Linked DNA regions of Homo sapiens: region 1 is linked to region 2. A link is a loop called in an ENCODE intact Hi-C map of the cell type or tissue named here. Cell type or tissue: ovary. All regions are shown on one strand. Each heading gives the region's core, and the rest is flanking DNA. Links, peaks and the distances in the headings are about the cores only.

Region 1 (9,089 bases), core at 1-8,000, 130 kb after region 2:
CTCCTGGTGAAGGGCGGGCCTGGCTGGGAGGAGAGGGCCCCCCTCCAGCCTCCCCAGGGGCATGATGCGCTGTGTGTCCCTGCTTCTAGATGCCGACAAAAGGATCAAGGTGGCGAAGCCCGTGGTGGAGATGGATGGTGATGAGATGACCCGTATTATCTGGCAGTTCATCAAGGAGAAGGTAGTGCCCCCTCCTGAAGTGGGTGGCTCTCCAGGTGGGCTGGCCAGGGATTGTTCTGTCCCACAGGGTCTTCTGGACTGCAGGTCCCTAGGACCCCCCCGTTGTCCTGGTAGGCAGCAGCAGCTCTGTTTCTCTCCCTCTGTCTACCCTTCTTTCACATCTGGTCCACTAATTGTTCAGAAGTCGTCAGGCGGGGGCCTGTCCCCAGCAGTCCGTGTTGTGATGGTGCCAGATCCCACACGTTCTGTCAACTTTGAGAAGCTTCAAGGTTAATCCTGTATCATTTCCATCTTGATCCCCTACGTTTTGCCTCACTTCTTGAAAAGGAGTGAAAAGGGAACAGGGCTGGTGTGTAGGGCAGTGACCCAGCCTGCAGTTGTGACGAGCCACCATGGCAAAGGGGTCCCAGAGTGGCCGCTTGGCTTCTCCAAAGTTGCCGTGGTCTATGTATGTCCAGGAGAGCATGTAGTCCTTGTGAAGGCCCCACACTGTGTGTGCGTTCATGGGACAAAGGTTGAGAACTGTCACTTCCAACTGTAAGATCTCAAAGCACTTGAGAAGAGGAAACCAGTTGTATAGAGAAATCTAGATGTACTTGGGGTTGGGGTTTGGCTGAGTTGATGGGCCATGTGAGGGGGGCACACAGGCACAGTGGAGGAAGAACCCTCCAAAAGACTGCGGCCTGGCCTGCCAACCTCTCTCCAAAGCCCCAGCCTCTGCCAGCTCTGGCCAGGCCCCACTGAGAAATGGCTGACTCCAGCTTTCTGCTGCGCCCCTCCACTGGCCTTCACTCATCCCTGTTTTGACTGACTGTCCCCTGCCATGGCCTGCAGACTTCTTATCCTGCCCTTTGTTGTCATGTCCCTGAGTCACTGGGGTGACGCCTTGCTCTGGCCCTCTGTCCCCAGCTCATCCTGCCCCACGTGGACATCCAGCTAAAGTATTTTGACCTCGGGCTCCCAAACCGTGACCAGACTGATGACCAGGTCACCATTGACTCTGCACTGGCCACCCAGAAGTACAGTGTGGCTGTCAAGTGTGCCACCATCACCCCTGATGAGGCCCGTGTGGAAGGTGCGAGGGTGTGGAGGTGGGCGGGCCAGGGAGGGTCACAGGCTTCTCCCACCGGCCTCTCCAGACTTGGGGTGGGGCAGTTGGCCATGTCACTCATCTCGGGACTGGGAGGTTGGGAGGCTCCAGAGCTGGGGCTTTCCTGAGGCCAACTGCACCTGAGGCCAGTCTCCCTGTGTGTGCCTGGTGGACAGTGGGGCCTCAGAGGTCACCTTTGATGAGGCTGGGGCAGGCGTGGGTAAGGGGCTGGCCTCAGGTTCCACGGTTAGGGCACAGCAGAGCTGAGAACAGAATCCATGTCTTCCATCTCCCAGGCCAGTGGTGTTTCTGCTTCACTCTGGCTCTGACAGTGGTAGGTGTCATCGGTGACAGGGCTGAGGAGGAGGAGGAGGAGGAAGGTAATGCTGATGTGGTCACAGTAAGGATGGCTTCTTTGGGCAGTAGTCCATTCTGGCGTGGACAGTCTTGCAGGCAGGTATGCAGAGAGATTGTGCAGAGGAGTGCTGTGTGTAAGGCCTGTGTCCTTCAGAGCCTCAGCAGCCTCTGGGGAACATTGCTGTTGCCCTCCTGCCACTGGCTTGGCCTTGCAGGTCTGCCTCTGTCCCCATGGTCATGCAGGGTCACTGAGAGGTGCCCCCACCAGGCCTAGACTGGCTTCTGGTCCTTGGCTGTTGGGGCCGCTCTCGAGGGTTCCATGAAGTCACAGCAGTGTGTGTGCAGAGGGGCCAGGTTTGGATAATTCGAGAAAGGATGGTTGAGGAGTTTTCTGAGCTCTCTCTTCCTACTTTCCACAGTTGGAGGGAGCTGGCGGAAAGTACTCGAGATACATCTGCAAATTCCCCAGGCCTGCCCCTGTCCTGCAGGTCATGCCTGACCCACAGCACTGGGATCATTTGAGTGTTGAGCTCTTCATTTCACCTGAACCTTGGGAGTTGTGTATCCCCATTTATGGACAAGGCAGGAGAGGGTCACAGCCTTAGGAACTGGGGTGGCGTTGGGGCCAGGACCGGAGCATGTGGAGTGGGCAGTGTGTTGTCAGGCTTCGTCAGACAAGTCCTTCCCCCGGACTGTACTCCCTCCATGTGTGATGTGGGAATCATAATGGCCAACAGAGCACTTAGCATGGACCGGGCACCGTTCTAGGCCCTTTACACACGAGCTCATTTCGTCCTCACGACAACACTTAGGCTGGTTATTTTTCCAGTAATTTTTTTTTACAGCTTTGGTTGAGCCACTTTTGTAAGCCTCACCATTAAAACTGGCAGACTTGCTGGGCATGGTGGCTCACACCTGTAATCCCAGCACTTTGGGAAGCCGAGGCGGGTGGATCACCTGAGGTTGGGAGGTCGAGACCAGCCTGACCAACATGGAGAAACCCCATCTCTCCTAAAAATACAAAATTAGCTTGGTGTGGTGTCACATGCCTGTAATTCCAGCTGCTCGGGAGGCTGAGGCAGGAGAACCGCTTGAACCCAGGAGGCAGAGGTTGTGGTGAGCCGAGATCGCGCCATTGCACTCCAGCCTGGGCAATAGGAGCAAAACTCTGTCTCAAAAAAAAAAAAAAAAAAAAAAAAATTGGCAGACTCCAGAGCCCACACATTTGCACTCTAGACTCTACTGCCTTCCTCATGAAGAATTTTAGGACCCCCGTCTGGCTGTGTTGTTGCTTGGGGTTCAAATTCTGGTTGAAAGATGGCGGCTGCAGTGGGACCACTATTATCTCTGTCCTCACAGAGTTCAAGCTGAAGAAGATGTGGAAAAGTCCCAATGGAACTATCCGGAACATCCTGGGGGGGACTGTCTTCCGGGAGCCCATCATCTGCAAAAACATCCCACGCCTAGTCCCTGGCTGGACCAAGCCCATCACCATTGGCAGGCACGCCCATGGCGACCAGGTAGGCCAGGGTGGAGAGGGGATCCACTGACCTGGGCACCCCCCGACTGGAGCTCCTCGCCTAGCCATCCTCTTGTCTCTGCAGTACAAGGCCACAGACTTTGTGGCAGACCGGGCCGGCACTTTCAAAATGGTCTTCACCCCAAAAGATGGCAGTGGTGTCAAGGAGTGGGAAGTGTACAACTTCCCCGCAGGCGGCGTGGGCATGGGCATGTACAACACCGACGAGGTGAGGCTGGCTTGGGCATCCTGGGCCCCTCCTCTCCCAGCTTGTCTCTTCATCTCTGTCTCGTGGCTTTCCTTTCTTCTGTAATGGCCTCATTCTTAGGCCACAAAGAGGCAGAAATGGCCACCAGGGCTGGGCATGGTGGCTGACACTTGTAATCCCGGCATTTTGGGAGGCCAAGGCAGGATTGCTTGAGACCAGAAGTTTGAGACCAGCCTGGGCAACAGTGAGACCCCATCTCTTGAAACAAAAAGAAAAGAAAAGAAAAGAAAAGAAATGGCCACGAGCAGCTCCAGGCGTACTCCTGCCTGCTTGGCTACCCTATCAGAAGAGAATGCCTCTTTATCCCCAGTTCCAGCTCCAATGCCAGGCTGAGTCACATGACCACCTCTGAGCCAATCACAGAGGCCCTGGGGAGAAAGGCTTCTGATTGGATAAGCCAGGGACACACTGTCAACCCCAGCGCTAGGCCTGGGAATTAGCCCTGCCCCAGCCACATGTAGTCTAAGGCGGTGCTTTCCAAAAAAAAGTTGTTTCCAAAAAAAAAAAAAAAAAGGCGGTGTTTTCCAAAAAAAAAAAAAAGGCGGTGTTTTACAAAGCAAAGTTGAGAGGGAGAGGCTGGGCCAGCAGAAACATCGTGTGCACTGCACGGAGGCTGGTGTTAAACAGTCGCGTGGGCGGCGGGGTACCGTTCCTGGAGAGCTGGGCCTTGCCCTGGGAGGTGGGAGGTTGCCGGCAATCGCCAGGCTAGGGCACCACGCCAGGGCCCTGTCTCTCCCCCTGCAGTCCATCTCAGGTTTTGCGCACAGCTGCTTCCAGTATGCCATCCAGAAGAAATGGCCGCTGTACATGAGCACCAAGAACACCATACTGAAAGCCTACGATGGGCGTTTCAAGGACATCTTCCAGGAGATCTTTGACAAGTAAAGCCTCATCCATGTACTCTGTGGCCTTTCTTCCCTTCCCCCCATGCTGTTCCCATCCTACCCTGGGAAGGTCGCTATTAGAGTGCATTTGGCTCAGCTCCGAGGCTCAGGGAGGGATCCCCAACCTGTCAGCCTTCTGCCCTCTCCCCATAACAGACCTTTTTACTCCCAGGCACTATAAGACCGACTTCGACAAGAATAAGATCTGGTATGAGCACCGGCTCATTGATGACATGGTGGCTCAGGTCCTCAAGTCTTCGGGTGGCTTTGTGTGGGCCTGCAAGAACTATGACGGAGATGTGCAGTCAGACATCCTGGCCCAGGGTACGCTGGGAGGACGCTGCTCCCTGTGGGGGTGGACTGTTGGTCTTCTCTGGCTGGAGGGATTTTCAGACCCTTTTGGTAGAAAACTCTAGTGGAGCAGGACTCATTGCAGGGTCCTCTGTGGACAGCAGGGGGCAGGAGCTCCCTGGCATCTGAGTGAGAGAGGATCACAAATTAGGTTTGGACTGGTGTATGACTGAGGCTGCTCTTAGAGAGAAAGGAGGGCACAGGAATTCCAGGGCTAGGTTGACAGCCCTAAGGTTGCTCCAGTCCATGATGGAGCCTCATGACTCTTTGGTTCCAGTAGGAAAATGGGATCAAGCGGGACTGGAGGTTCTTTAAACTACAGCGAATGCATTTTGCATAGTGAACCTAATGGATGGAAGAGAATGTTGGGGAAGCCTGCAAACCCCCAAGCCCTAGGGTGTCCTAAAAGACAAATCAGATTGCAGTAAAAAGTATAGGTGATGAGGTCAGGAGTTTGAGACCAGCGTGGCCAACATGACGAAACCCCGTCTCTACTAAAAATGCAAAAAAATTTAGCTGGGCATGGAGGCGGGCACAGTCATGGACACCTGTAATCCCAGCTACTTGAGAGGCTGAGGCAGGAGAATCTCTTGAACCCAGGAGGTGGAGGTTGCAGTGAGCCGAGATTGCGCCATTGCACTCCAGCCTGGGCAACAAGGGTGAAACTCCGTCTCCAAAAAAAATAAAAAATAAAAAATAAAGTATAGGTGAGACCATTAGAGAAGAACAGCGAGAAATGGGCCAATTGTGTTGGGAACAAGAGCAGGAAAGGTGGTAGGTGTGGGAAACAGGCAGGACATAGAGAGTGAAAGAGAAACCTAAGCTTACCAGGGCAGCTCCTGGTATGGGGAAAAGGGAAGCCCAGGACGGGTTCTGATGAAAAGCAGAGTCTTGTTACTTTGTGTAAACCTTTGGCTTTACTTTGGAAAGTTCAGTGGGGATCCTCTCACCGAACAATTCCCATCTAGGATAGAAGGATGAAACGCCATAGCAGATGAGGCAGAGGCATGAAAATGAACCTTAAGTGTCTAAGGAATGGTGTGAAGGTGCAGGTAAAATGGAGAAGGGATTGCTTACAGCCAAAATTCTTAGAATTCATAGACAAAGCATTTTCCTGTAGATGTTGTCCATGTTTTCTTTCTTCAATCCTTATTTTGGTGTCATGGGGGTGCCTTTGAAGCCCTGGAGTCCTTGACAATAGAAAAGCTTGCTGGAGTTGACATGTGGATTTGGGAGCATTCAGAAATTAATCAAAAAGCTTGAAAGTGGCCTAAGAGAGTAGCTGCAAAAGTGATTGTTGGGAAATAGCTGACCACAGCTTTATTGTTTTCCTTGAATGTGCCTCCGGGTCACGAGCCAGGCTGGGTGGCAGGCTGTGGGGGACCACAGGACTCTGTGGCCTCTTGGGCCCTGTGGGCCACAGGCTGTGGGGCGCCTGGAGCTGGTGACACAGATGGATGTTAATGTGCTGGTGATAGCCACCCTCCAGTGCCCTCCAGCCCTGTGCTGGGCCCTGGAGACCCACAGGAGGGTGAAGAGACCTGGAACAGTCCCTGTCCTCCCAGTTGCAGCTGGGGGAGGCTGAGTAGAGCCACGAACTATGGCAGCTACAATATTGGGTTGTAGAGGGCAGCAGGGCTCAGCTGGGTGGCCCCAGGAGAGGCGAGGCCCTGAGAGAAAGGCTTTCTACCCTCCAGGCTTTGGCTCCCTTGGCCTGATGACGTCCGTCCTGGTCTGCCCTGATGGGAAGACGATTGAGGCTGAGGCCGCTCATGGGACCGTCACCCGCCACTATCGGGAGCACCAGAAGGTGAGTGCAGGGCATGGGGCCTCACAATGCCCCTCTACCCCAGGGGCCTAAAGCCCACTGGGCTGAGGGCTGGAAGGACGAGCCTGACCCACCAGCCCAGGGGCGGGCAGCTGTATCTGGGCAGCCTCCTCACTAGCTGGCTCGGCTCTTGATCTCCCTGCAACCCCCGTCCCCAGGGCCGGCCCACCAGCACCAACCCCATCGCCAGCATCTTTGCCTGGACACGTGGCCTGGAGCACCGGGGGAAGCTGGATGGGAACCAAGACCTCATCAGGTGAGCATGGAGGGAGAGGCCGGAGCTGCCCAGGACAGGCTCTGGGTCCTGCCCTTGCACAGATGGGGTCTCATTCTGCCCCATCCCCATAGGTTTGCCCAGATGCTGGAGAAGGTGTGCGTGGAGACGGTGGAGAGTGGAGCCATGACCAAGGACCTGGCGGGCTGCATTCACGGCCTCAGCAAGTGCGTGGCCTGGGGTGGTAGGCAGACCCTGGGGCCATGTGGGAGGAAGCCAGGGGACCCCTCCTAAAGTCCCCCTCATGAGTCAGCTTAGCTGCAAGGGGGCCTGGGGCAGGACATGTCCACAGCCCTGAGAGACTGCTCAGGCCAGCCTCTGTAGACCAGGTCTAGTGAGTTCCTCCCCATCCCTGAGGCTGGCTACTCAGAGCTCCTTCCGACCCTGCCCACACCCCTTTCCCAGCTTCTCTCAGGAGAGCAGTTACCTGGCAAGACAGACCCTGCGGGTGCCTGCCGAATCTCGGTGGCCTCATGGTAGGGGGCTATAGCTGGCCTCTGGCCTGTAGTCTGGGTGGCAGGAGATGGCTGTTCTGATGCCCAAGCTCAGGCTGTTCCCTGGAAGGGCCTGGCTGATGGCCTTGGCAAGGCCTGGAGCCACCCCTGATGTGAGTGGTGCTCTCTCTGCAGTGTGAAGCTGAACGAGCACTTCCTGAACACCACGGACTTCCTCGACACCATCAAGAGCAACCTGGACAGAGCCCTGGGCAGGCAGTAGGGGGAGGCGCCACCCATGGCTGCAGTGGAGGGGCCAGGGCTGAGCCGGCGGGTCCTCCTGAGCGCGGCAGAGGGTGAGCCTCACAGCCCCTCTCTGGAGGCCTTTCTAGGGGATGTTTTTTTATAAGCCAGATGTTTTTAAAAGCATATGTGTGTTTCCCCTCATGGTGACGTGAGGCAGGAGCAGTGCGTTTTACCTCAGCCAGTCAGTATGTTTTGCATACTGTAATTTATATTGCCCTTGGAACACATGGTGCCATATTTAGCTACTAAAAAGCTCTTCACAAAATTGTCTGCTGTGTTTGTCCCTGAGGGGAGGAGGTAGTGGGACCCTGAGGCAGAGGCCCTGCTAGAGCTGGCAGGTTCCCCTGGGGCAGACCAGAGCACCTCAGGAAGGGGCTGCCACGGCAGGGAAGGGACCAGGCAGCCCTGGGAGCCCGCATTCCACAGGGGCCCACTGCGGAGTTCTCGGACACTCAGGGCACAGGCCTGTGGGTTCCCTGGAATTTTCTAGCATGATCCAGTTTCTGTGTCCAGTTCTCCATTCTGAGAGTCAATCAGTTCCTGATAGGTTGTCATTGATTTTTTTCTTCGTTGGTTTTAACCTTCTAAACATCTCCAGGCCACTTTCTTAGCCTTTTTCTAGGTACTAAAAAGAGGTCCTACCCACACCTGCCTCACACTTCTCCTTTCCAAGGCTGCCTGAGTTTGGAGGGGCTTGGGTGTGTGTGAACAAGGGCCCTGCATTGTCTAGGCCTGCAGTTCCCAGGCTTGGGTTCACTTTCACCATGCATTGGCAAAACTAGAAAAGTAAGCTTGTGACAAATTGTTCTCGGCCGGGCACAGTGGCGCACGCCTATAATCCCTGTACTTTGGGAGGCTGAGGTGGGTGGATCACTTGAGGCCAGGAGTTCGAGACCAGCCTGGCCAACATGGTGAAACCCCATCTCTACTCAAAATACAAAAATTAGCCAGGCGTGGTGATGCGCACCTGCAGTCCCAGCTACTCGGGAGGCTGAGGCAGGAAAATGGCTTGAACCTGGGAGGCAGAGGTTGCAGTGAGCCGAGACTGCACCACTGCACTCCAGCCTGGGTGACAGAGCAAGACTCTGTCTCAAAAAAAAAAAAAAAAAAAAAAAAAAAAAAATTGCTCTATGCAAGTTTTTTAGCCCCATGTAAAAAGGAAAAATAAAAGTTGCTCTAAAGCTACATATAATCAAAAGGACTGTCCTCTGCATAGTAAGTTCTGCAAAGCTTCTTCTTTTTGGTGTTAAAATGTCCTGGAGAAGAGTTGTATAATCTTTATAAAGTCCTGGCCAGGTGTGGTGGCTCATGCCTATAGTCCCAGCACTTTGGGAGGCCAAGGTGGGAGGATCACTTGAGCCCGGGAGTTTGAGGCTGTAGTGAGCTATGACTGCACCACTGTACTCCAGCCTGAGTAACAGAGTGAGACCCCATCTCTCAAAACCCCATCTTACAAAGTCCCTTTCCTAAATACTGGGGGGACTCCTATGGCTCCTGAAACCCGACCATTGCGGTAGACTGAGTGGCTTTGGAAGGGCTCTAGCCCTCCATCCACACTGGTGACCCCCCGCTTGCTTTTCCTGAGTAATGCCCTGAAA
Region 2 (14,245 bases), core at 1,604-9,603:
TGCTCAGGAGGCTGAGGTTGGAGGATCGATTGCTTGAGCCCAGGAGGCCAAGGCTGCAGTGAGCTGTAATCACACCACTACACTCCAGCCTGAGCAACACAGAGAGACCCTGTCTCAAAAAATAATAATAAAAAATAGTATGTACCCTCAGAAAAAGATTAGAAGGACAGCTGGGATCTGTATGTATAGATCTCTCTTTTTCTTTTTTTTAATTAAAATTTTTTTTGATGTGTTCTCATCTTTTTTTTTAAACAGTGCACATGCATACATCTGTGTAATAAAAAATAAAGGACAGTAATTCTGGATACACTCAGGAGACAGATAAGTCAACCAGGCACGAAGGATGAAAACACTACAAAAATCACAGCATCTACCAGCCAGTGATCATGACAGTTAACATTCTGGGGTGTCCCTCCTGGCATACGCACCAAAACTCACTTGGTTTTTGTAAAAACTGACACCAGGTGTATCCATATGTGAAGCAAGAACACTACAAACAGGACAGTTGCCAATGTTATATAAAATATATGAATGTTTGGCCAGACGCGGTGGCTCATGGCTGTAATCCCGGCACTCTGGGAGCCCAAGGTGGGTGGATCATCTGAGGTCAGAAGTTCGAGACCAGCCTGGCCAACATGGTGAAACCCTGCCTCCACTATAAATACAAAAATTAGCTGGGCATGGTGGCGGGCACCTGTAATCCCTGCTACTTGGGAGGCTGAGGCAGGAGAATCGCTTGAACCCAGGACGTGGAGGTTGCAGTGAACCGAGATTGTGCCACTGCACTCCAGCCTGGGCGACAGAGCGAGTCTCCAAACAAGATAAATGAAATGAAATGAAATAAAATAAAAGGATTTTTGTTATCTATACACATATGTAGTAAAACCTGAGAGGATAATATATCAAAATCTCACTGCGATTCTCTCTAGGTGGTGGGATGAGGGGTAGTTTTGCTTTGTGTTCATCCCTATTTTCTAAATGAACATTTTATAATCCAAATAGGTTATTCTGAAACCAATTTTTACTGGGTTTGTTAATGGACTGTTTCCTAGCCCTACTATTACTAAAGCACGTTCACACGCTAATCCACATTTTCCTGCAAGGCTTTTCAAAGCTGTGCTATTTCATACTTTACCAAATCATGTCCTCGTTTTACAGGTAGCCAAGATAAACACACAATTTCCTGTCTGAATTGCACTTGAGAGGAAGCAGGAGAGCTAATTAATAATTATGCTGAGACAGTGGACATAAACGAGGCTGTGTGGCGGTCCCAAGGAGGGCCCAGGATGGTGCTCCGAGGTCACCTGTGCAGGGCTGGACAGATGGGAAGGGGCCTTTGGGAGTGCTCACCTGGTGGCCAGCTGAGGCTGGTAGAGGCTGACGTGCTTGCAGCTGGAGCCGCTCCAAGCACAGTAGGGGTCCCGGGCGAGGAGGCAGTCCCCACAGCTCCTGTACAGGCTGCAGTTGGCCATGGGCACCTGGACTACGCCCGAGTGTGAGGCCGCATACAGCAGCCCCTGCACAGCCAGACACGGGGATGAGAAGCGGGCATGGGCAGCCAGGGCCATCACCCATGGCCACCCGGCTTGTATGCCTCCCAGAGCCACCCCCAAGAGGCCTGTTACGTAACAGGCGACCCCACTTTCTAATAGTTCATGACTGGATCCTTTATCTTTCCATCCTCCTGAGGCAAGGGAGGAGAAGCTGGGTGGGGACTGCTTGGTGCTAATGGAGGGCACCCCCCAAGTACCCTGCCAGGATTCCTCGTTGGCCTGCTCACCCTGTGGGTGTCCAGGAGCAGATTCTGCACGGGCTGTCCCGATGAGAAGATCTGCAGCTCCTCAATGATGTGCACCCGGGGGCCCACGCTCACTGCCTTGTGGAGCCGGCCGTCACCTGGGGTGTGGACAGGACTCAGGCCCTGGGTGGAGCCCACTGCCCATGACCCACCAGCCACGTGCACCCCTTCCCCTGAGCCTGCTGGGCTGCAGACACTTACCAGTGCCCAGGAAGAGGACATCGTAGGTGTGGTGCAGGCCAGGGACGCGGTGTACAGCCACGCGCTGGTAGCGAGCCTGGGGCTGCAGCAGCAGCATGCGGCTTCGGACCTGCCCGTCCATCAGGAAGTGGTCCTTGAGGAAGTTCAGCACGCGGTCTGGGAGCTGCAGGGATGAGTTGATCTTCCTTTCCCGGGCACTGTTGGTGATGCACTGGAGGAGAAAGCAGCAGTGTGAGGCCAGCCACACCTCGGGGTGGCAGGCAGGATGCGGGCCCTGCTTCCCCAGTGGACAGTAGCGGTGTCTGTCCCCCCGCCCGGAGCCAGGGCACATCCCTGGCAGTGCTCTACAGAGCCAGTGTGCACATCTGAGGGAGCAAGGACAAAGCCCAGGGTGCGGGGAAACCGAGTGCTTGGAGGGCTTCCTTGCTGTGCCTCCTCCCTGCCCACCACCCCAGCCTCATATGCCCAGGGGCCTCAAGAACCAGGACCACACTCCCTGCTCCTCTGCACCCTTCACCAGTGCTCTCAGGAAGCCCTGGCCGGGCAGAGCGTCCCAGTGCAGTCGGCAGTTCTTTCCTGCCCCGCCTGAGGCTTCCTGAAATTCTGAGAGGTGCTCCACACCATCTGTCAGGGGCTCCAGCAGGACCCAGCTCCAGCTGCCCACAGCAACAACAGCGTGCTGACACACCCTCTTTTGGTTTCCCTCCCTCCTCCTCTCAACCTTCCTATTCCTTCATGCTGCTTCCTGGCATCACCTCCCTAATAAACTATTTGGCACGTATATCCTTGTCTCAAGGTCTGCTATCAGGGTAGCCCGTTAGGCTAGAAGGGAGGAAGAAAGGATTATTTCCCCACAGCTTGCCCATTCAGTCACTTGATAATTAAATAAGGAGCTTGCAGCTGAGTAGGGGAGAGGACCAAATGAAGAGATGATTGTAACAGCCTGCAGCAAGTGCCCTGATGGGGACACACTTGTATCCTGAAACAGAACTGAAGATATTCTGACATTCATACTTATATCTAACCCAGTACACAAGCAGGCCTGGGCCTATATCCCCATATTAAAGATGAGAAAAGAGATTCAGAGAAGCCAAGTGATCTGCCCGAGGCTAGGCAGCCTTGCTCCCAGCATGGTGTGGGGACCCACATCTTCCCGGCACCCCTTCTGGGTGCAGGGAGCCAGTACCCACCGCTCCAGGCCGGGGTGTGGGCACCGGGTGGGTCACGGTGTACCACTGCTGTGTCTCACGGTTCACCTCCTTGTAGAGGCCGCTGAAGACTCTCTGCACATCCTTCATTGTGAAGACACAGACGGCAGAGCCTTCTGTAGTTCCCCTGTGCCTGCAGAGGAAATAACCAGATTAACCCAGGAGCCCTGGGGGCCCCAGTCCCAGCCACCCTTCACCCTTCCATCTCCAGCGAGGTCTGGAGGCCCTACCACTGGGAAGTGAAGACCCCATAGAAAAGGGTGTCACGCCAGTCCTGGGGGCTGGGGCTCAGCGTGAAGACATCCTGCAGCACGTTGAAGGGGAAGCCATCGTCGGGCCGTGAGCACAGCAGCTGGGCCTTGAGGAAGGAGGTCCAGCGCTGCTGTAGCACCCGCTCTCCACCCTCATCGCCCTGGAGGGAGAGTCGGATGGGCTGGGCTTAGGCACATGCTGAGCCATGACGGGGATGCACGGCACAGGACTGCCTCAATGGACCCACCCCAGACACCAGGACTGAAGGGCAGGAGAAGGCCAGGACCAAGTTCCATCTAAAGTCAGGAAGAGCAGTGTACGCATCCATCAGGAGGATGGTCCTTACTGTAACTAAGCAGAGCCTTCCTAAATATGGACGCGATTCACTGCTGAGCAAACAAGGAAGCCAAAGGACCCCAATATAGCCTAATGCCATGTTCCTGAGTGAGTTAATAATATAAGTACAAGGTCGGGATGGTACTTATATTATTAATGCCTATAATTCCAGCACTTTGGGAGGCCAAGGCGGGTGGATCACTTGAGCTCAGGAGTTTGAGACCCTGTCTCTGCTAAAAATACAAAAAAATTAGCTGGGCATGGTGGTGCATGCTGGTAGTCCCAGCTACATGAGGGGCTGAGGTGAGAGGATTGCTTGAGATTGGGCAGCGGAGGTTGCAGTGAAATCTCACCGCTGCACACCAGCCTGGATGACAAAGTGAGACCCTGTCTCAAAAAGGAAAAAAAAAAATGTATATATATATATACACAGAGTTACACATATGCCAAAAAAAAAAAAAAAGATTTGGAGGGGGCATTCTAAAATGATACCAGTGACTCCTTCTTGTGCTGGGGTGGTGGGGTAATAACATTCATAGTTCACATTTAGTCACTGCCCACCACATTTCTAAGAGCTTTGCGTGGATTAATAATTCACATAACAACTCTGAGGTCAGTGTTATTCTTCCTATTTAACAGAAGAGGAAACTGTTAACCGAGGGGGTGAGGGACTTGCCCAAGATCCTAGGCCAGCAGGGTTTGAACTTGGGCAGTTGGCCTCCAGGGTCTGTGCTCTCCAGCTGATGCTACAGTGCCTCTTTAACTTGTAAGTGATTTTTGTGTGTACAGTTTTCTATTTTCACATTTTTTTTTTTGAGACAGTCTTGCTCTGTCACCCAGGCTGGAGTGCAGTGGCACCATCTCGGCTCACTGCAACCTCCACCTCCCAGGTTCAAGCGATTCTCTTGCCACAGCCTCCTGAGTAGCTAGGATTACAGGCGTGCACCACCACGCCCAGCTAACTTTTGTATTATTAGTAGAGATGGGGTTTTACCATGTTGGCCAGGTTGGTCTCAAACTCCTGACCTCAGGTGATCCACCCACCTTGGCCTCCCAAAGTGCTGGGATTACAGGCGTGAGCCACCATGCCCGGCTATTTTCACATTTTTTAAGTAAAAAAAAAAAAAAGAAAAGAAAAAAAATGGCTGGGTGCAGTGGCTCATGCCTGTAATCCCAGCACTTTGGGAAGCCGAGGTGGGTGGATTGTTTGAGCCCAGGAGTTTGAGACCAGCCCAGGCAACGTGGTAAAACCCCATCTCTACAAAAAATACAAAAATTAGCTGGGCATGGGGGCGCACACCTGTAGTCTCAGCTACTCGGGAGGCTGAGGTAGGAGAACTGCTTGAGCCCAGGAGGTCGAGGCTGCAGTGAACCGTGATCGTGCCACTGCACTCCAGCCTGGGTGACAGAGCAAAGATCCTGTCTAAAAATAAAAAGAAAAAAAAAAAAGAAAAAAGTAGTAAGATATTTTAATTTAAAAGGTGAGAGAGAAAAGCTGTTAGCCAAGCTGTACTCCTTGGCGGGATGGGAAAGGCCATGCATGGATGTGGGTGATCTTGCAGCTGTGGAGGCTTTGAGGTCCCTGGGGTGGCCACCCTGTCAGCCCGTTCCCCTCACCTTGCAGATGCGGGCAATGCGGGACACAATGGTGTTCTCAAAGAACTCAAATTCCTGGCCAGTCTCGCTGAAGAAAAAGTAGATCTTGTCATCATCGCCTTGCAAGCTGCCCAGGCTCTCAGGAATGTAGGCTGAGGCCACAAAAGCTGGGTCTGTAGGGACCAGGTCAGGAGCTCAGAGTCAGCCCAGGAACCCTGGAGACAGGCCAAGCTGGGGGAAAGTGCCCCCTTCTAGGGCTGGGTGAACAGGATCCCTGCCCTCTGGGTGGTGGCAAGAGGACTTCACCTTGCAGCCAGTTGAGGGAGCTCTCGGTCTTGGTGGGGCGAAGGCTTTGGCTCCGCGAGATGGCCGGGTCATTCCCTTGGAAGCTGCTGACTGTTCCAGTGTAGAGCTCGCCATCTGCCAAGAAAACATTCCCATGGGAATGGGCTCCTCAGCACGGCCCCTTCTCCCTGCTCAGGGCCCAGAGTGACCCCAGCACTGCCCGTTTTGCCTGTGGTGGGCAGAGAAGGAAGCTGGAACTTGGAAAAACCAAACCCAAGGCAAGCCCCTGGCCATTCTGTCCCCTTGGAAATAAGCATGGCATGGACTCAGCCTGTCCAAAGCTAGCCCTCTAGCCCTGTGTGCCCCTACATGGAACCTCAATGAAGCCATCCTGCCCTCAACACTCACCAACCACCAGGGCAGTGGACTTGAAATTCGGGTCGAAGGGACAACGGCCCTTGCCATCTTCCAGGAGGACATTCCCCTTCTCGTCCCTTGCCAGGGTGAAGTTCTCCATGTTCTGCAGGAGGGTGGACACATGGGCTCAGGGGCACTCCAGGGAATGAGGAGCAGGCTTGGTGAGAAAGAGAGAGGCGTGCAGGAGAAGGCAACTCTGCAGGCAGGTGAGGTGTGTGGGACAGAAGGGGTCAGGTGTCAGGGACGCCGTCCTCCTCAGCCAGGACACGGTGCCGAAGGGTTTGAACCTGGACAGTCGGCCTCAGGAGAGGCCTCACCCAGACACAGTGCCACACTGCCTCACAGTGACCCGACGCGGGACACATTATCAGACCCACCTGGCGGAGGAGGTGAGGCTTAGAAAATGATGTGAGCCTGGCCGGGCGCGGTGGCTCACACCTGTAATCCCAGCACTCTGGGAGGCCGAGGCGGGTGGATCACGAGGTCAGGAGATCAAGACCATCCTGGCTAACACGGTGAAACCCCCCTCTCTACCGAAAAATAGAAAAAATTAGCCAGGCGTGGTGGCGGGCACCTGTAGTCCCAGCTACTCGGGAGGCTGAGGCAGGAGAATGGCGTGAACCCAGGAGGCAGAGCTTGCAGTGAGCCGAGATCGTGCCACTGCACTCCAGCCTGGGCGACAGAGCGAGACTCCATCTCAAAAAAAAAAAAAAAAAAGAAAAGAAAAAGAAAAAAGAAATAAAATGATGTGAGCCTGGAAGGGGCAGCAATGTGATTCAAACCCAGGTGTGTCTGACCCCAAAGCTGGGCTCCAACCCACAGCATCAAATGCCACCCTCTGCTAGGGGTGTGTGCTGAGGAGGGGGTGTACAAGATAAGACAAGAGAATCAAGCAAAGGAGAGGGAGAGATGCTGGAAGAAGCAGAAGAGGGCAGCAAGGCCTGGGTGGCACAGGATCTTCATGGGTAAGTGACCGCATGTGCCCCCGCCTCCCCGCACAGGGAGACATGGCTGTCAGGGCTGCGCTTTGTGCCAGGGTGTGGGACCTCAGGGCTCTTGGAGGCCAGTGGTACCTAGAAACCTCCCTCTGGGCCCTGCCTTTCCTCAGGGGTCTATGCTACAGAACAGGATCCCTGGGGCAGAAAGAGGGGCAGTTCCCAGGTCAGCCTCAGGGCTGAGGACAGGTCACTCACGATGTAGGTACACATGGGGCTGAAGGCTGCTGTGCCACAGGTGAACAGGTGACTGCCGCTGAGCGGCAGGAGGATCTTGATGTAGTTTTGACAGTCGCGCTGGGGGGAAGGAGCGAGGGGATATCAGTCCCACGCCCAAGCATGCCACCAGGGGGCACCGCCGAGCCCCCCCTTCCACACCCAGGCCCGGCCTCTGCTCCCAGGACTGGGGATGGGGCACTCAAGTCTAGGAACAAAGAACCCACGGGTTTTCTGGGGCACAGTGGAGCGTGCACAGAGTGTGTGTGCTGCAGGGAGCCCAGGGGCTCAGCTAGTTTTGTGACTGGCAAACTTTCCTTCGGCCTAGGGGTGAGGGCACAGAATCCTACCCCTTTGAGTTGTACTATTCCCCAGCAGCATCCTCTTCAGAAGCCACAGGCCCCTCCCAACCAAGCTGGGAGCTGATGAAGCCACAGCCCAGAGCAGGAGGACTGCTCAGCCCTGAACCCTGAACCCCAGATTCATGCATCACCTTCAAATGGGGTATCTAACTGGCACCTGCAACCAAGCTTCTTTCTGGTCCTCCCTAAAACACATGCTTCCCCCCGAGATCTTGCCACTTTCATTAATTCTGTCTTTTCAGTCGCTGAGGCCCCAAACCCAGTCAGCCTTGACTCTTCTTGTCGGTCATACCCCATAATTTCCCACCCAGAAATCCTGGTGGCTCCATCTTCAAAATGCATCCGGAATCTGAGCATTTCTCACTGGTCCGAGCCACCATCATCACTCGCCCCTCACTGCTCTCCCTCCTCCTGTCCTTCCCCATGGAGGCTTCTCTACCACAGTAGCCAGAGTGACCCTCTTAGTACACAGGTGAGACCATGTCACATCTCTGCTCAGCCTTCCCCTGGCCTCCCAAATACCTCCCTCAGAGTGAAATCAAAAGTCCTGCCCCTCCTCCAGATATGCCACTGTCAGCTCCTCACTCTCTCCTGATCTTGGCTCAAATGTCACTTTTTTAATGAAATGTTACCTGACCACCTCATTCCATCCCACGCCCCGCCAATAACATTTGTAAACTGACTACTTTTTCTTTTGAAACACAGTCTCATTCTGTCATCCAGGCTGGAGTGCAGTGGCGAGATCTCGGCTCACTGCAACCTCTGCCTCCCAGGTTCAAGCGATTCTCCTGCTTCAGCCTCCCAGGTAGCTGGGGCTACAGGCGCCTGCCACCATGCCTGGCTAATGTTTTTTGTATTTTTAGTAGAGACGGAGTTTCACTATGTTGGCCTGGCTGGTCTCGAACTCCTGAGACACTCAGGAGACCATGAGGTGGAGACCTTGTGATCCACCTGCCTCAGCCTCCCGAAGTGCTGGGATTACAGGCGTGAGCCACTGTGCCAAGCCTGCTTTTTCACAATTAAATCTCCAGTACCTAAAAGTACATGGACACAGAGTGCATGCTTCATCAATGTTAGCTGAATAACAGAATGGCAGCCAGGACTTGAACCTGTGTCTTGATCCCAAGTCCAGCACTCGTTTGCCCTCACCTTACCCAGCACCTGCTGCACTTAGGAGCAGGAGCAGGAGGCCTCTAGGGATGATGATGAGTCCTCCAGGAGAACCTGGGTTGAACCAGATTTCATCCTGTGCTTTGGCCAAAACCACACCAGAATCTGTCAGATGTGCTACATCAGGAACCATCTGCAGAGGGACACAACTCTCACCCCACCCAATCTCTGTTCACGCTGGAAGCTGACTTGTTAGGTCTTGTATCTATGAGCCAGGTGCCTTACACCTATTAGCTTCCTGAATCCTCACTGTAAGCCCAGTGAGACCGGATCATTATCCCCATTTTACAGGTGGGCCCACTAAGGCTTAGACAGGTGAATCTACTTGTCGAAGGTCGTAGCGATGTAAGTGTAGTGCTGGGATTCAAACCCAGGCCGGGTAATCTCAGAAGCTTATGCCCTTCCCACCATACCTGGCTGTATCTGCTCCCACCTCCCGCCTCTGGCCTGGATGGAAGTCCACCACCCTCCATCCCTCCTGCAGCTCAGCTCCCTTCCAGGTGTGGGCTCACCTGTGGGTCCTTGCCCTTGAAGCTGCACTGCTGTTTCTTCTCTGCGTCTGCACCCCAAAGCAGCTGGGGAATGAGAAAGGGGAAGGTAGTGGACAAAATGGAGGGTTTGCTGAGCCTCCCTCCTCTCCCATAGGCATCATCCTTGGACCCAGAAGGTCAAGCTTCCCGTCCATCTTCCCTCTGTGGTCCTCTGCCCAGCCTAGCCAGCTCCAGGCAACATCTCTCACCTCCTGGTACTCCCCGCCTGGCAGGAAGCTGAGGTTGCTACTGAGTGCAAAGAGGGCCTCTCGAGCACCCACGTACAGGGTCCTGCCATCCCTGCTCAGCAGAAGGGCTGTGTAGTTGGAGATGTGTTCAGCTTCGAATCTGAGGAATGGCCGCTCTTCAGAGCCTGGGGAGAGGAAGATGGGTATTACCTGGGGCCACCCCTCCCATGGGAAGCCTCTTAACACCAACCTTTAGATGGACTGGTTTAAAGGAAGGTAATCAGCAAGGCAAAGGGTGGCAATGGCAAGGGGCTGGGGGCAGGGGGATCAGGTTTGATGGGCGAGCAGCATTCCTGGACTCTCAAACATTACATAAGAAATGATGCAGAGATGTATGTACAAGGATACTTACTACGGCACCCTTCACATTAATAAAAAACTGAAAACCAAAGAGTCCGTCCAACCAGAGGGGACCTTGTCAAAATAAATTATGATGCCTCAATCCAACTGAATACTATACAGCTGGGAAAAAAAATGATGTATTAGAAGCTCCAGAAAAACAGGCAAGAAAGGCATGGTCAAAATATCAAGCAAACTAAAATATAAAGTGATGAGTTTTGAGCACATAATAGAATATTAAGAAAGGAAAATACATTTAACACTTTCCTTTGAGTGACATTAGACCCAAAGAGAAGGAAATGTTAAGTGGGCCCTGCAGTGAATGCTATTTGCATTGACAGAGTAATGCAAATGTTGAGCATGGGCTTTTCTTTTTTTTTTGAGACGAAGTCTCGCTCTGTTGCCCAGGCTGGAGTGCAGTGGCATGATCTTGGCTCACTGCAACCTCCACCTCCTAGGTTCAAGTGATTCTCCTGCCTCGGCCTCCCAAGTAGCTGGTATTACAGGCATGCACCATCACACCCAGCTAATTTTTGTATTTTTAGTAGAGACGGGGTTTCACCATGTTGGCCAGGCTGGTCTCAAACTCCTGAACTCAAGTGATCTGCCCGCGTCAGCCTCCCAAAAAAGCACTGGTCTTTGAGACTGATGGTTATTACACAGAATGGGAGTGTTTTCAATTTTGACCTCAGAAACCAGAACTGATGACAGACAGACATCATAATATGGTAGCAGGGTTGTCACAAGCTGCTGCCAATGGCTAATGGAATAATAAATACAGGTCAAGTGTACTGTTTTATATTGCAAAGGTAACCAATAAAGGAAGTGAATACAGTACGGTGACAGAATATGTTGGGGGGAGGAATGGAAGGGAGATGTAAGTGAGGGAAAGTTAGGAATTCAAATAAGCCAAGAAATAGTGGTGTAAGTATTTTACTTAAAAATATGGAGGAAATGGGCTGGGCGTGGTGGCTCACACCTATAATCCCAGCACTTTGGTGTGGATCACCTGAGTTCGAGACCAGCCTGACCAACATGGAGAGATCCCGTCTCTACTAAAAATATAAAATTAGCCAGGCGTAGTAGCACATGCCTGTAATCCCAGCTACTCGGGAGGCTGAGGCAGGAGAATCGCTTGAACCTGGGATGCAGAGGTTGCGGTGAGCTGAGATCACACCATTGCACTCCAGCCTGGGCAACAAGAGTGAAACTCCATCTCAAAAAGAAAAAAAAAAAATGGAGGAAATAATGGTAGAACAAGAACCCTAAGAACCCTAAATGATTAAAAGTCCCTTTTAAATTGGCCTGGGGTGAGGGAGGACAGACGTTTTTGCTTTTTATAATAAGCCCTTCTATACTTAAAAATATATATATACGTGCATGTATCCTTGATACAAATTTTATTTATTTTTTGAGACTGAGTCTCACTCTGTTGCCCAGGCAGGAGTGCACTGGCATGATCTCGGCTCACCGCAACCTCCGCCTTCCAGGTTCGAGCAATTCTTCTGCCTCAGCCTCCCGAGTAGCTGGGATTACAGGCATGTGCCACCATGCCCGGCTAACTTTTGTATTTTTAGTAGAGACAGGGTTTTGCCATGTTGGCCAGGCTGGTCTCGAACTCCTGGCTTCAAGCAATCCGCCTGCCTCAGCCTCCCGAAGTGCTGGGATTACAGGTGTGGGCCACTGCGCCCAGACCTTGGTACACATTTTAAGTAGCTTTTGTTTTTGCAGAATAACAACAAGGAAAGACACGAATTATCTACCATGAAGTGAAAATTCAGGTTATATTTAGTATGTATGGTCAAATTCTATTTTTTGTGGGAAAAATATAAGCATAGGAAAAAAATCCAGAAGGATGTATCACAAAACACTAAAACATGGGCTCCCTGGTAGAATTACAGGTAGCTTTCTTTTCTTTTTTACTTGTTATCATTTTTAGATTCTCTAATAAGCAGGTTATCCTTATATAATGTGAAATATATAAATCAAAGAAAAAAAAAAAGAAACACACACACACTTACCCACCAGGGTACTGTTTATGCTTTGGGTAACTAAAGGGTTTGGAGAGAAATTATTTTTAAAATTCTAAGCAGCTGATGAGAACACAAAAACAAGCAAAGAGCAGCACCCTGACCACCCTCAGGCACGTTGTAGCGGACCAGTGGGTTATGACCACACAAACAGTCTCACGAAGCTGAGGAAGCAAAAAGTGCAACACGCCCAATCAAGCAGCTGTGAAGATGACTTCATGTGTGTTTACCTGTGGAGTGTTTTTACATACCCCCAGCCTGGTTCCATAAAGGGTGGGGAGACATGAAGAAAAGAAAGTAGTGAAATATAAACATTAAAATCAGGAGCAGAGAAAACCCAAATCTGAAGAAAAACATCTCCATCAGCAAGGAAGTAAAAATTCACGAGTAGGTCAATGAGTCTTCGCACAGCTGGTAGAGAAGGGCTGAGCCTTTAGTGCTGGGCCTCCTGGTGGCCAAAGAAAAATGGGAAATGAAGCTACTCCATCCTCAATGTCCATAAGGAGGAACACATATCAGCCATTTGGGGGAAGCTCAGCCTTTTTTTTTTTTTTTTTTTTTGAGATGGTGTTTTGCTGTTGTTGCCCAGGCTGGAGTGCAATAGCACAATCTTGGCTCACCGCAACCTCCGCCTCCCAGGTTCAAGCGATTCTCCTGCCTCAGCCTCCTGAGTAGCTGGGATTACAGGCATATGTCACCACGCCCGGCAAAGTATTTTTAGTAGAGACGGGGTTTCTCCATGTTGGTCAGGCTGGTCTTGAACTCCTGACCTCATGTGATCCACCCGCCTCGGCCTCCCAAAGTGCTGGGATTACAGGCGTGAGCCACCACGCCCAGCAGCTCAGCCCTTTTTTTTTTTTTTTTTTGAGACGGAGTTTCTCTCTTGTTGTCCAGGCTGGAGTGCAATGGTGCAACCTACACCTCTCAGGTTCAAGCGATTCTCCTGCCTCAGCCTCCCAAGAAGCTGGGATTACAGGTGCCTGCCACCATGCCCAGCTAATTTTTGTATTTTCAGTAAAGTCAGGGTTTCATCATGTTGGCCAGGCTGGTCTCTCGTACTCCTGACTTCAGGTGATCCGCCTGCCTCAGCCTCCCAAAGTGCTGGGATTATAGGCCTGAGCCACCGCGCCCAGCCGAAGCTCAGCTTTACACCTGGCAGCAAATGGGGAAGGAAGCCCTCGGGTGGGGGTGACACTAGTTAACAGGATGACGGGGGTCAGGTGGCTGAGCCACCGAGCCCGGCCCTCAAGTAGGCCCTTCTGTCAGGCAGCAGAGACATCGTCTCAATGAGCTGCAGTTTCTCATACATGTCACGGGAGGAATGAGACATATAAAGATCACAGGAGTCTCAAGAGGAGTGAGACCAAGACAGACACTGCGGTCCCTTCTTATCTTTTGGATTTTTCCATAGTTCTCTGGAAGCAAGGGCTGGTTCAGATAAGCTGGTTGCCCGTGCTTATCTACCTGCAAAAGAGCGTTTCCACCTGGGCAGGCCCTGTAAGTCTGGGCAGCAGACCGCCCTTGGAATCTGTCCAGACAAAGAAATGCCAAGAGTCAGAGATAAGCCTCAGTCCCAGGTGGCAACTCAATCCCACTTACGCCTGGGAGAAGGGGTGGAAACCTGCCTCGGGCACTACAGAGTGCAGCCGGCTGGAGGGGAAACCTATAGACCAGCCAGTCCCTGGTTCAGCCCAGGCCTCCAAACGAGCCAGCCACAAGCCCTCCAGCCATGCTGGGAGTAGAGTGAATGAAACGACAAAGGGACAGAAAGGGGAATGTGCCTTGGAGAGGGGGGTGAAGGGCCCCTTAACCAGGCTTTCCCCTTCTGGGGCTTCCCTTCCACACTTGCCTCATCTCTCTGCCCTGAGAGTCAGACTGAAAGCCATGGTGTGCAGAGTAGAGTTAGAGACCTGGGTTCAAAGCCATCCTCTACCACTTACTGGCTGTGTGCCACCAGGACACGCCACTTAACCTCTCAAAGCCCCGTTTTCCTTATCTGTAAAATGGGGAAAATAATAACACTTTGCCTCATGGGGTTGTTATTAGAAAAAATGAGATTACGTATGTAAATAATAATATACATAATAACCCACATTTACTGAGACAGCTTTGCTAAAACAACGTTGCACATGGTTTGCAGTGTGGCATGGTGTCTGGCACGCGACCAACACTCAATGAGTGACTCAAAAACAAAATCCAAAAGCCCCGCAGGAAAATCCGGCCCGGTGAGAGCTGGCAGAAGGGCAGGGCTCCTTGCGGGAG

The links. Peaks named below come from ENCODE experiments on the same cell type or tissue, not always from the same donor. Only the 100,000 strongest peaks of a DNase experiment are listed, where the experiment ranks them.
Region 1: a loop joins it to region 2, with 2.0 times the contacts of the local background. A loop is called at or near these places in 11 of 110 quality-filtered maps.

The regions. Positions count from the first base shown.
Region 1 is chr15:90,082,645-90,091,733 of GRCh38, reverse strand. It overlaps IDH2 (isocitrate dehydrogenase (NADP(+)) 2), which reads left to right. Exons shown (of 11, transcript NM_002168.4): 2 at 90-181; 3 at 1,090-1,255; 4 at 2,987-3,147; 5 at 3,232-3,375; 6 at 4,159-4,295; 7 at 4,471-4,622; 8 at 6,347-6,459; 9 at 6,636-6,733; 10 at 6,826-6,918; 11 at 7,381-8,689. The coding sequence ends at 7,468. Among named protein-coding and RNA genes, the nearest start is that of ZNF710-AS1, 5.0 kb to the right of the region's middle. RefSeq lists enhancers at 90-590, 3,736-4,649, 6,755-7,255, 7,256-7,756. In ovary, for the core only: a CTCF peak has its summit at 4,739 (motif pointing right); no DNase peak of the experiment used is centred there; H3K27ac peaks cover 451 bases.
Region 2 is chr15:90,212,933-90,227,177 of GRCh38, reverse strand. SEMA4B (semaphorin 4B) reads right to left here. Exons shown (of 14, transcript NM_198925.4): 2 at 9,576-9,739; 3 at 9,349-9,411; 4 at 7,287-7,385; 5 at 6,085-6,196; 6 at 5,698-5,811; 7 at 5,413-5,564; 8 at 3,438-3,619; 9 at 3,190-3,340; 10 at 2,000-2,210; 11 at 1,781-1,896; 12 at 1,351-1,517. Among named protein-coding and RNA genes, the nearest start is that of CIB1, 14 kb to the left of the region's middle. RefSeq lists an enhancer at 4,977-5,815 and a silencer at 12,247-12,541. In ovary, for the core only: CTCF peaks have their summits at 5,707 (motif pointing right) and 7,436 (motif pointing right); DNase peaks (open chromatin) are centred at 5,737 and 7,401; H3K27ac peaks cover 316 bases.